2 separate regions of the Homo sapiens genome follow, and region 2 is linked to region 1. The links are chromatin loops, found by intact Hi-C in ENCODE. Cell type or tissue: lower leg skin. All regions are shown on one strand.

Region 1 (8,000 bases):
GTTACATGCAAATATTCTGTGGGCAGTCTTTCACGCCAAGATAAGGGACCCAGGGTCCCTCCACCTTGTGACACTTCCATTCATTCACTAGGACCTTGGAGCCTTTCACTCCAGATAAGGCGTGAGGAGAAGAATTGCACCAGACATTTGTGTGACCAGACCTGGAATTTGTATACTTTATTTTATCCTCATTTTGCTGGAAGGAATTCAGACACCTAGCCACCAGTACTTCCACATACATTGAGAAATATTACCAAGATTTGGGCTTGGGAAATTGAGGAAATGGGTTTTGATGAATATGTATATAGCAATACAGTGAACATGTTACATGCACATTGCCTAGATACCATATATTTGTCTATCCAGGGGTTGGCAAATAATGGCCTATGTGTTAAATCTAGTATGTCATCTGTTTTTGTACAGCCCATGAGTTAAGAATTATTATTACAGTTTCAATTAGATGGAGGAAAAAGAGAAAGAGAGAAGAATACTCAACAGGGTGTTTATGATCCACAAAGCTTAAAATATTTACTATCTGACTCTTTACAGACAATGGTTGCCAACTCCTGGTCTACCTGTATGATTTAAGATCCTAGAAAGAAACAAATAATCACCTTCAATAGAACATTTAATGAAAGAACTTGTGTGAGTTTTCTGCTGCATATGAATTACCACAAACTTAGTGGCTTAAAATAGACTCATGTATTATCTCACAGTTTCTGTAAATCAGGAGTCTTGTCACAATTTATGTGGGTCCTCTGCTCGTAGTCTCATCAGTTTGCAATCCAGATGTTGGGTGGGGCTGTGGTCTCATCAGAGGCCTGACTGGGGAAAGATTCCTGACCAAGTGCCTTCAGCTTGTTGGCAGAATTTCTTATAGTTATGAGACTGGCATCCCTATTTGCTTGCTGGCGAGGGGCTGTCATAAGGTCTTAGAGTTCACTATGGTGGTTAAATTTATGTGTCAACTTGACTGGACTATGGGATGCCCAGACATTTGGTCAAGCATTATTCTAGGTGTGCCTATGAGGGTGTTTTTGGATGAGATTGACATTTGAATCAGTAGACTGAGTAAAGCAGATGCTCTCCCTAATGTGGATGGGCCTCATCCAGACAGCTGAGAACCTTAATAAAACAAAAAGGCTGATCTGAGCCTATACATATGTGTGTGTGTGTGTGTGTGTGTGTGTGTATGTCTATATATATATAACATATATAAGTGCGTGTGTGTGAGAGTGTGTGTGTGTGTGTATGTGTGTATTTTTCAACCTCAGGAAATTCACAACATGCTGCTTTTTCAAGGCCAGCAGAGCCTCATACACATTCTAATCAAGAGTTGTATCACCTTTGCCATATTTTAATGGTTAGAAGCAAGTCACAGGTTCTATCTATACTTAAGGAGAGGGGGTTACACATGGGCTTGACACATTTGGGGACTACCCTAGGGAATGTCTGCCACAGGACTATTTATAAACATTTAGCAGAGTTGAGAGAAACCAATAAGGGATGGAAAAATCCTAGGCTAGCGGAAGCTACTGTCATACTTAGACAAGAAGAGGAAAAAAGAGGAGCAGTTACAGGACTAGGTAAGATTTCTAGCCCTAGGAGAGGGCTACCATGATGGGATCCATGACCTTCATTGCGCAATACAGCCACTACCATCCCATGGCCAGGCAGAGGAACTAAAGAATAAGTACCAGAACTTCTCTTTCTGCCAGTTCTTTGTCTGACTCTTCCACCCCCAAATCTATCAGACAAGCAGAAGACAAGGAAAACTGATGGATGCAATCCACAGGAGTCACCCTCCCAGACAGCAAGCAGGGCAGGGACAGGGGGAGATGGATCTGGAGGGGGCAAATAACAGCTCTTCCAAATATCTAGCTTTTGACTTTCTCAAATCTCAAGGAAAACAGCAGATGGCCTTACATACAAATGATAAATTGAAAATGTATCTATATCAGAAAAATAAAAATGGCCAGAGGGTCTGCAGCCACATTCAGAGGACCACTAAGGTTATTCAAAATCACCATGTGAGAAGCCAACACAGCTTGGCTGGCCTCAGGGGTAAGCTGATCTCAGGGAACACTAATGCTTACCCAATGCATAAGAAGGAAATGCTGCAGCCTATTTTACTCTAACCAAGTTATGCGGTTGGAGAAATGTGCTTTAGGGAAAAGATGAAACAGCTCCACCCAACACCGAGAGCAGGTGACACCTGGTAGTCCTTCACATTTGAATTTCCAGCTTAGCGTCTGTTTTTAAATGAATTATGAGCTTGCTCCCACTGAGACCTGTCTGCTATGGAAACAGAGGCATGCTCCCATCTGTGGAAAGGTGATATTTTAAAGACTAGCCTTTCACTAAGCAAATTTCTTAATAGTAGAGCCATTTGACTACTAGGTCAACTTCCCCAGACAGCTGCTCAACTACATCAACAGCATCGAGGAGCAGTGCCTTTAAAAAGCAGAAGCATATTGGATCTGGAACTGCTAATGGATCTTTAAGGAGAGAAATGCAAAGGAATTAAGGCACATCACTCTTTGGCATGTTTGTGGCTGTTTTTGTTTCATTTCCAGCATATAAAAGAGTAGGTTATGATTATCCCAAAGTGACTTTATAATTAATATTGTTCTTAAATAATATATTCATAAAATGTAAGTATGTTTGTATGAATAATGTCAAAAATTCTAGAAATGCAGAAAGCAAGAAATAATTCTAGAAAAAAGGCCTTGGAGAGGAATCTACTGCTCATAAAATTTGAGTAAATTATTTGGTTCATACAAGAGGCTTTTTTTTTTCACATCACTTTTCCCATACTCCAGCACTTAGTATGATATTGTTGCACAATCAAAAAGTTGCTATACAAGTTCAGGTAAAACTAATTTTAAAGAACTCGGTAGCTATATGTTATATCATGGCAGACTTTCTACAGTAACTTTACTGGTTCCCTATAAATAGAATATTAATTGATGATGAAGAAAATAAAGCAGTAACCATACCAGAGTGGGAATGGCAGTATTGTCTTAAACTTCTGTTAATAATTGTTTTATTACAATGAATTACAATGACCATGGAAGGTTCATCTGAATACCAAATTCACTTCTGACTAGAGCTACTGGAGTCAGAAACCATATGAACTCATAATGATGAGATATTTAAAAATCTTTGTGTAAAACATGTAGCCTGGAAAACCATGAGAAGCAATGTTTAACTGTCTTTCTGGTCTGCAAATACATACTCACATACTTAAAAGTGGGAATCTTTAAGAGCTGGGTATAAAGGAATATTTTATAAGCTACTTTTCAATATTTTTGCATTTTTATGTTAAAGGTTACTTTAATACAAGAGTAAAATTCATTTTAAGAAATGGAACTAGGGTAAAGTAGATAAAGCGTAACCAGGAAATTTGTTTTACATCAACAAAGCATAGTGGAGAATTTCATATGTTTTGAAGAGGAGAGTGTATGGTGGGTATTAGAGGAAGAAGTTTGTTTTATTTATTTTATTGAGACACTTGAAAAATTCCTTGCTGTCTAATTCGCCTTACATTGAAGAGCCAGTATGTGGTTACCTAATACACTGTTAAGTGAAATTTGGTAGTCATCCATTTAATTTGATCACAAACCAAAACATTTCAGGAAATATCACATTGGACATGCATTTTCTAGAGTAAAATTTGTATTTTTCAATCAATTGATTTTTGGTTAGTTTCCCCTTAGTAGTCAAATTCTACAATATATTCACTTTACATTGGATAAGATAGAAACAAAACACGTTTCATGGATTTAAAACATTACCCTTCAATGGTTTTTCACACTTTCTGTATATATGTAATATACATAATATATAATCCAGACTTATGCAGAGCAGTTAGCCCCTTCCTAACTCTGCTCTCTTTATTGTCTTAGAGTTAACTCACAGCACTCCCTGAATATTCATGATCAGCTTATGGAACTGAGTGCTCCAGGTTGCTTCCATAGCCCCCTACCTCCATGGCTTTGCGCCAAGATTTCCTCAATTTGAAATGCCCTTCTCTTTTTCTCAGTCATGTAAACTCTTTCTCATCTTGAAGGGTAAGCATATCCTCCTCTGTAAAGCTTTCCTTGTCACACCAGGCAAAAGTGAGTCATTCTTTCCGAGATACCACAACACTTTGTAAACATCACAGCATTATCTAAACTATATTGCAATTATTTGTTGACATGCCCGACTCCACCGCTAAGTTGTGAGCTAGCTTATTCTCATTTATACCTGCCCCACTATTAGCATGGTGGCACACAATAATCTTTAATAATCTTTGTTTAATGAATGAATGATTATATTAATGGCTGAATTTTAGAGTTGGCCTATTGAGAATCAATAGTTTGTTTTATATACACAGGAAACAATAATGAATTCAAAAGTTTATGTATCAGTCATTTGTATTAGGGCAATATTAAGAACAAACAACAGGGACTAGTGCTTTCTTGATCCTGGCATATGTGCCAATTCCTAATCTCTTGCATTTGCATGTGTACAGACATGGCCTTTTTTTTCTAGCTGCCTCTGCTAAACATTAAGTACATTAACAGGCATGGTAGAGGCAGATAAGATTAACAAAGCGGGGAACAGAAGTTCATAGGTTTATTCTGGTAGGAAATACCATAGAAATAATCCAGACCCCACTGCAAACCTCACATTCAGCAGGATAATTGAATCTTCACATTCCTGTTTTAGAATCACATTGAGCCAACACAAAGCTTGATGTACCACTTTCTCTAGGCCAGTAGAGGGCAGCACACACTTCATTAACCAGGGAAGCAAGGTTGTGCTAGTCACACTTCAGCAGCCGGAGCTTGGAATAAGTGTTCTGGCAACAGAGATCCCAGGATTCTACCACTTCAACCAAAAGTCCCCTCGAAAATGCTTATTCTTTTAAAAATTTTGTGTTAACATCATTTTACCGGCTTCCAGCACACTTTTCAAACTGTGATTAGATATTCGCCTTGAGGGACAGTGCAGCAGAGTGGAAAGACCACATAGGCTTTAGGACCAGACAGAATAGGTTTGTACATCTAGAATATACTACTACTAGCTGTGTGCCTTGGTCAAGTTACTTAATCTTTCCAGTCCTCCTTGTTCTTACTTTTAAAACACAGATAATAAGATCTACCTCATGGGTTAATGTAAGATTGAATAAGAACATTTGCATCAGTTTGATGTTTTATTATTGTCTTGCCCCTTGTCTGTTTCTTCCCATGTGGGGCAAACAAACAATATCTACAAATGTCTGTCATGCACATTTTGTCTTGCAACATGTCATGGCAGAACCAAAAAGTGCCTATCCAGAACCATCCTTGAATCAATCTGCCAAGTGAGCCCCATATTTCTGCCTGGAGCTCACACTGGAAGCAGGCAGAGGACCACTCAAGAGGCAGAGGGGAGGATGGGCCTGGCCCCTGTTACAACCTCCCAGAGCCTCTATATGTGTCTAGGGTAGTGGCTGGCAGGCTGGGGAAACATGGGTCAGAGGAGTGGCTGGGGCTTTTCAGAGATCAGGAGGGCTCCTAAAATGGGAAAGAAGATTAATTTATGCAAGGTCCTGTCCTGGGCCAATTTCACATACCCACTACGTGTCAAATCTGGAATTTGAAAGTGTCTTAGTTCCTTCTGGCTTAGATAACAGCCAGATAACAGAGTACTATAAAGTGGGTGGCTTATAAACAATAGAAATTTATTTCTCATGGTTCTAGAGTCTGGGAAGTCCAAGATCAAGGTGCTGACAGATTCAGTGGTTAGTAAGGACCTACTCTTCTGGTTCATAGACAGCCATCTTTTTGCTGGGTCTTCACATAGCAGAGGGGCAAGGGAATTCTCTGAATTTCATTCATGAGGGCTCTGTCCTCATAACCTAAACACTTCTTAAAGGCCCTGCTTCCAAATATCATCACATTGCAGATTAGGTTTCAACATATGAATTTCGGGGGGACACAAACACTCAGTATATAGCAGAAGATGAGCTAAGAATCAAAGGTGTCATAGCCAGAAATAATCCAGGAGCACCAATGAAGTCCGGGAGGCCCAGCAAAGAGTAGTTCTGGGCACAAGGTGTGGAGGGTTTAGACAACTGCAGCAAAGAGAGGCCTTAGCATTGAATCAACAAGCAGAAGCTACTGAGGGCCTTGGGGTTTCTGCAGTTAAGCTGTAAGAAACTAGGCAAAGAAATGGCAGTTTACAGGCCAGGTGTGATGGCTCAAGCCTATAATCCCAACAGCTTGTGAGGTCAAGGGAGGCTGATAACTTGAGCCCAGGAATTTGAGATCACCCTGGAAAACGTGGTGAAACCCCATCTCTACAAACAAACAAAGAAACAAAGAATACAAAAATTAGCCAGGCATAGTGACATGCACCTGTAGTTCCAGCTACTGGGGAGGCTGACGTGGGAGAATCCCTTCAGCCCATGAGGTCAAACCTCCAGTGAGCCAAGACTGCACCACTGCCCTCAAAGCCTGGGTGACAGAATGAGACCCTATTTCAAAAAAAAAAAAAAAAAGAAAGAAAGAAAAAGAAAAAAGAAAGAAAGAAAGAAAAGAAAAAGGAAAAGAAATAGAGAAAGAGCAGTTTATTACTGCACTATTTCTCATAACCTCTTCAATTTAACTTCTTTAGCTTAACAATGGACAATACCTATTACTTTATTTCTTTGAACTTGTTTCTTCATCTGTACAATATGGGCCATAAAACTTCAGGGATATCTTGCGAAGGTGAGATAAGATAGCACTGCTGCAGTTTCGAGGACCTGGTAGGAACTAAAGAGTTAGAATTCTTGCCTTTCACATATACATATGTAAATATACATATTTATATCGCTCACAATGCTTTTTGATGTTGTTTATCTTACTCTATTTTCCACTTTTAAAAAAGAATATTTGATCACTAGATTTAACATAATATTTTATAGATATGAAATCAAATATTAATAAAAGTATACTCTAATTTCTCAATCTTGTATAAGTCTCACAGATTTTATTACTAAAAATGTTTTGGTTTACGTTGTTTTTGAGCTAGAGTCCAACTTTATTTCTAGTGTTTCAATACAGACATGCCTAGAATTGGGAATTTGTCTTTTAATCTGAAAAATTAATATCATATGAATGGATAATTGTAATAATGGATTTTCTAGAATAAGTTCCACTTGGTGAAGATTATTACTTTTAATGTACTGGTGCTGAATCCTGTTCACTGTTATTTTATTTAAGGTTTGTGCATGCATAGTCAAAATTAAGATTGCTTAGGTGTTTCTCTTTTTGTGTGCCATCTTTGTCCAAGTTTGGGATCAATGTGATACTTTACCATGAAATAACAGAGTTTTTCAAGAAAATAGTTCACATACTTATATTGTGAATATGTAAATGGATGGGAGGAAATGATTCTGGGTGAGAGACATTTAGGTAGTGATAGGGAATAGCACAAAATCCATAGACTATTTTACCTACGCAACAAATTCTAGGAGTGATATGAGTAAGTAGCTCATGTAAATGTTACCGGGCAGGTATCCTGCCATGGAGAAAGAAAGGTTGAAACCCACTGGTCCAGTTAATCTGTCAGGTTCATTCCATTCTATTTGTAATAAGAACAAATTCTCAGCTATAAACTCCCCCACCTCTCAGACAGTGCATGACCATCACTAGCATTTATGAGAGTGAGTGAGAGCGAGGCAAACACTGTTCTAATGATCTCTGTGGGATCAGCTGGCAGGTACATGTTGATCAGAGGCCAGGATCAAATAGTGACATTGATTTGGTCACTAAGTTCCTTTTGGTTTTCCAGTCCACCTCATTTAAACCTCTTCTGTTTTTTGGGTGTTTAATTTTCCTTGTGGAGTCACTGCCCTTGATAAAAGTTTAATTACAGGGCTGGGCTCAGTGGCTCACGCCTGTAATCCCAACACTTTAGGAGGCTGAGGCAGGTGGATCACTTGAGGTCAGGAGTTCATGACCAGCCTGACCAACATGGTGAAA
Region 2 (8,000 bases), 580 kb before region 1:
CTGGCCACTGTCCTAAATCTGAGCAGTAGCGTCAGGGCTGGAGGTTAGCTGATGGTGACAGCATATAACCTTGGAGGCATCTGGCTGCTCAGCCCTTTGCACAAGCCACTCACTTACTTGACAACAACAAGTCACAGGATCACAGGCTGCGGACTCTGAATAGAAAGGGCGCCATTCTGTCAAACTAATGCTGAGGCCGGAGAACAGGGCCTCTAAACTTCTGAGATCTGCACTGGCCAACGTTTCCAATTGTCCCCTCAATGGCACTTGCTCTCAGCCACTAGTATACCTGCTTTGATCTACCCCAACCCCAGACCATCAACTCATTCCTTTTGATTGCTCCAGAGTACACAGGTGTGGCTGTACCTGCAAACTCATGTTTTCAGGATGGGCTTTTAATTCCGCTCAAAAATATTTTTCCATGTCTCTTTCTTGTCTTGCTTCCCCATTGCAGAATTTTTTCCTCTTTCCCCAGAGATAAGCTCTTACTCACAGAAGACAGTAACCCAGTGGTTCCTATCTATAGAGCACACATGGTGGATACCATATCTTTAATGCTCTCAGTAACCCGTGTAAGCTATGTGCTGTTGTCCTTATTTTATTTGATTTTTTAGAGATAGGGTCTCACTGTGTTGCACAGAGTGGACTGCAGTGGCTGCTTACAGGTACAATAATCATCACACACTACAATCTTGAACTCTTGGCCTCAAGCAATCCCCCTACTTTAGCCTCCTGAGTAGCTGGGATGATAGGCACATGCCCCTATGCCCAGCTTGTCCCTGTTTTATAAACAAGAGCTCAGTGAGGTCACCCAGCATGTGTTCTGGCCAAGTGCATTGTAGTTTATAAAATGCCTCCACATGTGTTATGAAGTTCTCTGACCTATGAATTGCATGTTATTATTATCTCCATTTCACAGATGGTAAAATGGAAATTTAGAGGGGTTATGTGACCTACCCATGTTGCATTGTTCATGGGTGGCTGAACTGAGTTTCGAACTTGTGTCCTCGTATTCTACATCCCATGCTTGTTCACAGTATAGTGGCAAGAAAATGGGAGCTTTCAGGCATAAACTCTCTCAAATTTCTTTATATCCATCTTTAAACTCATCTTAGTTTTTCCCCACTCATCCTTTTCTCCTGTCTCAGGAAGAAGTTGATTCTATTGTGTGTTCCTAAAAGTTCTCTCCTGTGCCCTTGAATAATCTTATTCATTTCCATTTCTTCACATTTCAACTCTTTATGCAAAAGACTCTCAAATCTTTCTTTCTCTAAACTCCAATTATTGTTTTCGACCACTTAAAGGGTATCTTTTCTTGGTAATATACCTTTATGTATAGACCATACACTACTCCCACATTCCCTCAGCTCTATACAACTAACTCTAAGTCTACGTTGTTTTACTTGGGCAATACATGTGCTTTGATGTCTCCATGCTTTTGCTTGTACTGCCTGAAATGCTGCCCTTCCCTTTCTCTACTTGCAGAAATTCCATTCATTCTTTAAAGAATCAGTTCAAGCGTGATAACTGTTACTGAATATTCTCCCAACTCTTCCTGTTAGATTTAACAGTGTATTCTGTGCATTCCCAAAGCACTTTGTTTTTTGGGATAACACATTGCTTATCACATGAGAAAATCACTTGTCTCCATCTCTGTCTCAACTTATGGGCTACCAGTAAAGTGAAGACAAAAAGGGAATTTTATTTATCTCTACATCCCTTGATGCAATAAGCATGGCCCTTGGCTAAGTGTTTATTGAATGAATAAAGGAATAAATGGATGCATGGTGACTCAGTTACTATTCCAATTTTTCAATATACCCCTAGGAGGGCATGGTCTGATTTTGTCTTTTTCCCTCACCTCAAATCTTTGCTATTGCCCTAGGAATCTGACTTGCTTGCTTTGCAAAAATGTTGAGTTTTAAATGAAAACAAATGTTACCTGCCATGTGAGATCATGAAAAAGAAAATGGAATAATATATCATTTTTTTCTTGTAAAGTAAACATACTACTGTCATCTAGGTGATCAACATTACAGATATGCATCCCAAAATTAGAATTTATATTTATAAATTTTTAAGATAATAGGAATTGATCATCTTCTATTACTAAATGCTTCCATCCACATGTTACACAATAGCAAACCTCATTAGATTAGAATAATTAGTTTGGAAAGGAGGAGAGGAAGATCTAGCCTGAATTATGGAAGTCAGAATTTATTGAAAGCAACATTGTTTTATTACTTTCAATACTATTACCTGCCAATAAAGTCTAAGGGGATATCTACTTCATGATCTTAATAATCTTTATTTTACAGCTGAATCTTTTTGCCTAAAGACCACTGTATGCCAAAGCCATGAAAACAATGTATTCTTTTTACATGGGTCACAAATATTCCATTTCACTTAGCAAATCCATTCCTTGCAGAAAATTCAAAGCTAAATTTCAGCTTAGTCTAGATCAAATTCTCAAGAATTCTGTATTAGCAGTATCTGAATTAATGAGGTTTTACTCTATTCATAGAGGAAGACACTTTAAACAATAGACTACAGTGCAATGTGCCAGGAAAGTGTTAAGTACTTTTAAAATAAAAATAGAAAAATATGTAAACTTTTTCATATAAGGAAAACACCATCCTATATATAACTGAAATCAGTCTTCAGAGCCTTTAGTTTCCTTTGTAAATCCCTTGAGGACAAGGATCGTGGTTTGCTTGCTTTTTCTCCCCACCCTCCAAGACTTTACGCACTCCAAAAATGCCACCTAGGCAGTGCTTCCTAGGGATGGCTATCATCAGCAGAACAGGTGCTTAAAAGCCACACTCTGAGGTTTTCAGATATTCTAGTTGTTGCTCTGCTTATCTATAACTACCCAAGATTCAAACATTATGAGGAAGTTACTCACTGATTCTGGGTACAGGCCGCAAGTACTTCACTGGTCCCCATCCTGAAAAAGAAGAGGAAAGAAATTCATATATTACCATCACATCCAAAGACATTTATAAAACTTTCTACACAAAGATGCCTCAAAGCCTCTCATATTTTATTTGTAACAAGGAAAATGATGGGAAGGGAGAGGGTCATGAAATAAAATGTGTCATCCCCTGTGTTTCTGGCCTGATTAAGCTTGGTGTCACTTATTAGGAAACCTGGCATTACCATGAAAATTTGGTATAGAAAAGCCTGGGCTTTGAGCCTGTACTCTTTATGGCAGGGAAATGGAGCCAGGGACTGGGGGGTGGGTAGCATTGGAAAATGACCATCACAAGGAAGACAATTTCCTTTGATTCTCAGCATTCCATCCCATAACAGATCAATGTGCTAATATACAATAATATTTTCATTTATTAATAAAATCTTTGTGTAAAATTGAGTACTTGGGCTCGATGTCTTTGGGTGAAATTGAGATAGAGATGCCATGTACAGCTCCTGGCATTATTAGTGACCCACTATTGGATGCCTTAGTTTGGGAAGCTTGGAAGAGTAAATGAACAGAAAGCTAGGATAAAAAAGAGGGCTCTGAGGCAAGCAACCCCACGGATATTTAAATTATCCAGAACGAATGAAAGTTTATTCTGTAGTAAACAGCTATAAGAAAGAAATCTTAAGGTTTTCCTTGAACGGGTGATTTTTCATGGTGATTACCAAGGGCATCTTTCTGCCAGATGAAGTTGGCCTACTGTAACATAGTATATTTCTTCTGGCCTAGTCACCTATGGGGAGAGAAGAGCCTCAGTTCCTTCTGAGAACAATCTTACAGAGCAGTAAGAATGTAATTATATGACTACTTAGTTTTTGGCTTTTTGGGTTACATGGTTCCATTTCTTTCCTTTAAAACATTATATATATATATGTATATATATAATATGTATAATACAACATATTATAACATATATACTATATGTCATACCATATATTTTATATAATATATAACTATAATGAAATATATATTATATAATACACTTACATATATTATATATTAATATATATTCTATTCTGTATTTTATAAATATATAGGTAATGTTTTGCTCTCTGCATGCCTTTTAAAAAATATCTTTCAACATATGTTGACTAAAACTTGAATGAGTACTAAAGGATGGTGTGGCTTAAGCAATGGTAGGATTAATTGTCTGTCCTGCTAGCCTGCCTCATTTAAATCACCTAGTCTCAGTGTGACTCATTTATAATATTGCTTTGCTAACCCTAATTGAGATAAAAATCTTATTGGTACTTGTCTTTTAAGTTATTTTTTAGCAAATTTCACGTGTGCCAAAAAATACCAGTTTACACTTGCATCAATGATATGCTATTCTGTTTTTAGAATGATTTAAAGCATATATCCAAGGGCATTTTTAATTGTCTTGTTATGAACTTCCTGGTGTAAGGTACTGGCCATTCTACTTGATTTAGTAATATCTGCATTTTGGAGGCAGGTATTTATGAGTCATATAGCTCATCAGTAAGTCACAGGTCCTTCAGTACAACTGATCCCCAGGGGCTGGACCTGGATATGTAATGCATTGCTCCCACCCAATTTATTGTAATTGCAACTCTATATTTACCTGTTCACCCAGGTAATGGTAGCATGATTAAGGTCACACTATCATGGCTTAGTGATAAGAATATTGTTTAGACTAGAACAAAATCTTCCTCCACACAAAATTGATTATTTCTAGCATATTATCATTATTTATGCAGGCTGTCACTGAATCAAGGAAGGAAGTTAAATTGGTGTGGAAAAACTGGTTATTCAAAAAATCTGCTTCTTTATATCCTACAATATTCTGGTAAGTTGCTTATTGATTGTATGAGAGATTGTTCTCATCAAATATTGCTTTTAAGCTATCTGACTTATAACAATCAAGTCATTTCCTTAAAAAATGTGGACATGATAGGCTCTTTCCTCCATCTCCATGATGGCTCAAATATGAAGGTTGTGCAAATCTGGCAATTTCTTAAGGATGTCTGGAGACCTGATATTAGGGCATTACAATGAGAGTACACTCAGGTATTGGTAATTCTTCCCTGGTCTAGTTTGTCCCTCCACACATCATGGATGGAAGTATACTAGTTAGATAAATGCCGTTCTCCCCCACTATAGTAAACTTATTGAACACTGGGATGATCCAGTCTGGTTCCTCTTTTTAACTTCTCTGAACCTAGTTTAGTCTTATGCATATATATTGAATTAACCTAAATTTCTGAAAGAGCTATTTCTGTAAGCATCGATTAAATGATAGGGAAATAAATACAATTTATTTTTTATCTTTTGAATTGTCTCCTAAGGAAAAGTATCCTCTCCCACATCTCAATAATAGTAATATAGTATATAGCTCTTTAAAGGCTTTAACTATATCTTTTAAATCATTGTTATTTTTCTGTATATTTGTACATAATAAATATGTAGGATGTTGGGCTCAGTCCATACAATCAATATAGACTGACTGACTAGCTACAAGATCATGTACTGAATAGCTATGCATATTCTTCCATGGTTAACTGTGAAAATAACTTGAAACCCCAACAATGGGGATTGCTTCACAAACAGAAATTAATTGGGTTTGGCCAGAGCCACTAAAATTAATGAGTTTAAACCTCACATCCAGTATATCTGTTCTTATATTGTGTTTAGAAGATTGAAAAAGAATTAAGACTTAATTTAGATAATCAAATAAAATAGGATCTTTGCCTTTCATTCCATAACTTATTCTGATCATCGTTTTTTGTGGTGAAGCATGTTTTACCTCTTGAAACTTGGCATAAACATCATAATAAGTGAATAGGTCTAGAGCTTTGATGAAAATTTAATTTTTTTAAAAATTAGCATTTCACTGATCCTTATCCTGAGGGTTGGAGAGCTTCACACAGCACTGAGCCAGGTAGAGCTCACACTCAAGTGAGAGAACACAAATACAACCATGGTGTACTTTTCTCAAAGAATTCAAAATAATTCTTCTGGCCATGTGATAAATTAATTTAGTTGTTTGTCATCATCCTTATCTAACTGAGAATACAAGGATAGGAAAAGGTTAGAGAGCTTCCTAAGGCTATGTGGCAGTTTGTTGTTAAAGTTGAAATAGGGTTACATTTGGAATGCCAAGGCTTTATTTTCAATAATGAATCAGGATTTGTTTTTCCAGCTAAACTTTGTAGATATTTGATCATCAATATCCTCTTAATTTTACACACAGATATTTGGATGCAAAGAAAAAAATAATCACAGTGAAGTTTAGGTCCTTTGGTTGCTGGGTTTAAAAGTTTATCCCAATATTTTCTTTTGAAAGATTGATTTGGTCTCACCTTGCCTTTTGTTTTATCTTTTCTTTTAAAATCGCCTGGATGCGCCATTATTAAATGAATAATAACCACAATAACAGCTAACATGGATTGAATGCTTATTAAATATCAGACATGCTGCTGAGTGCGTTATGTGAACCTTATCTAATTTAGTATCATAAGAATCCCATGGAAATACTACCAGGATTTCTGCATATAGAATATAGCCACATATTTCCAGTTCTGCATTTTCTTACATAAACTACACCCATAATCATCATGTATATTTCTCAGTTTCTGTTTCATTAAAGTAGATTGAAAAAGGCACAAAGCAGAATCCTTTTAGATTTAAGTTTTTCCCCAATATTTTACCACTATCTAGCTCACATATAATTCTATAGCCTTTATTTTATTTTATTTTGTATTTTTTTGAGACAGAGTCTTGCTCTGTTGCCCAAGCAGGAATGCAGTGGCGCGATCTCGGCTCACTGCAACCTCCTCCCACTGCAACCTCTGCCTCCTGGGTTCAAGCGATTCTCCTGCCTCAGCCTCCTGAGTAGCTGGGATTACAGGCATGTGCCACCATGCCCAGCTAATTTTTGTATTTTTAGTGGAGATGGATTTTCACCATGTTGGTCAGGCTAGTCTCAAACTCTTGACCTTGTGATCTGCCTGCCTCAGCCTCCCAAAGTGCTGGGATTACAGATGTGAGCCACCATGCTCGGCCTATATAGCCTTTTATTTTTAGTAACTCAATTTTATTGAGTCTTTACAAAACATTTTAATAGAAATAGCAGTTCTCTTCTACACACCCATATATCATTGGTTTACATAATTATCATTGAATAATTATATGAACTAGCAAAACTGGCACAGCACATCTGGGTACAAACACCACTGACGCTTGGTCCACATACATCTCCACAGGAGGGATCAGGAGTTTACAGGCGGGCTAGAGGGCATCCGGTACTGAGGTGGCTGTGAACATCAGTCGATAGGATATAATGAGAGAACGGACAGAGTTGCTTAATCAGGCAAATCACTTAGGAGGCCAGTAAAAGTAACTTCTTTTTTTTTTTGAGATGGAGTCTCGCTCAGTCGCCCAGGCTGGAGTGCAGTAGCACGATCTCGGCTCACGGCAAGCTCTGCCTTCCGGGTTCACGCCGTTCTCCTGCCTCAGCCTCCTGAGTAGCTGGGACTACAGGCGCCCACCACCAGGCCCGGCTACTTTTTTTGTATTTTTAGTACAGAGGTGGTTTCACCATGTTAGCCAGGATGGTCTCAATCTCCTGACCTCGTGATCCGCCCGTCTCAGCCTCCCAAAGTGCTGGGATTACAGGCGCGAGCCACTGTGCCTGGCCAGTAAAAGTAACTTCTATTGTATTTTATACTTTAACTATGTATGCATTTGATAAAATTCATTACTTTGATAAAATTATTAAAACGTTTAAAATGGAAGGACAAGGAGGAAGAGCATGAGTTTAGGTATCCTATCCAAGATTGCAAAACTAGTGGTGGAACTAGAATTTGACGCCTGAATTTGGCCTCCAAGTCTAGAATTCTTTTGCTCCCTCCCATTATGCGTTAGGACAGGGATGATTGTGGTGGGTTGGGTGTGCTGCTGCAGACCAGAAAGGGGGCTCAAGACAGTTCTCCTGGTCAGCAGGAGAACAGAGCAAAAGAAGATAGAAGAAACCACAAAGTGATTAAATAGTTTTAGAAAA

What was found. Hi-C counts contacts between places; a loop is a spot of excess contacts. Peaks named below come from ENCODE experiments on the same cell type or tissue, not always from the same donor. Only the 100,000 strongest peaks of a DNase experiment are listed, where the experiment ranks them.
Region 2: it touches region 1 in a loop (5-fold over the local background); 55 of 110 quality-filtered maps call a loop at or near these places.

What each region holds. Positions count from the first base shown.
Region 1 is chr18:27,600,651-27,608,650 of GRCh38, forward strand. No RefSeq gene overlaps it. Among named protein-coding and RNA genes, the nearest start is that of CDH2-AS1, 320 kb to the right of the region's middle. RefSeq lists an enhancer at 4,615-4,909. In lower leg skin, no CTCF peak of the experiment used is centred here; a DNase peak (open chromatin) is centred at 4,799.
Region 2 is chr18:27,021,211-27,029,210 of GRCh38, forward strand. It overlaps CHST9 (carbohydrate sulfotransferase 9), which reads right to left. Exons shown (of 6, transcript NM_031422.6): 4 at 2,906-2,947. Among named protein-coding and RNA genes, the nearest start is that of AQP4, 160 kb to the left of the region's middle. In lower leg skin, no CTCF peak of the experiment used is centred here; no DNase peak of the experiment used is centred here.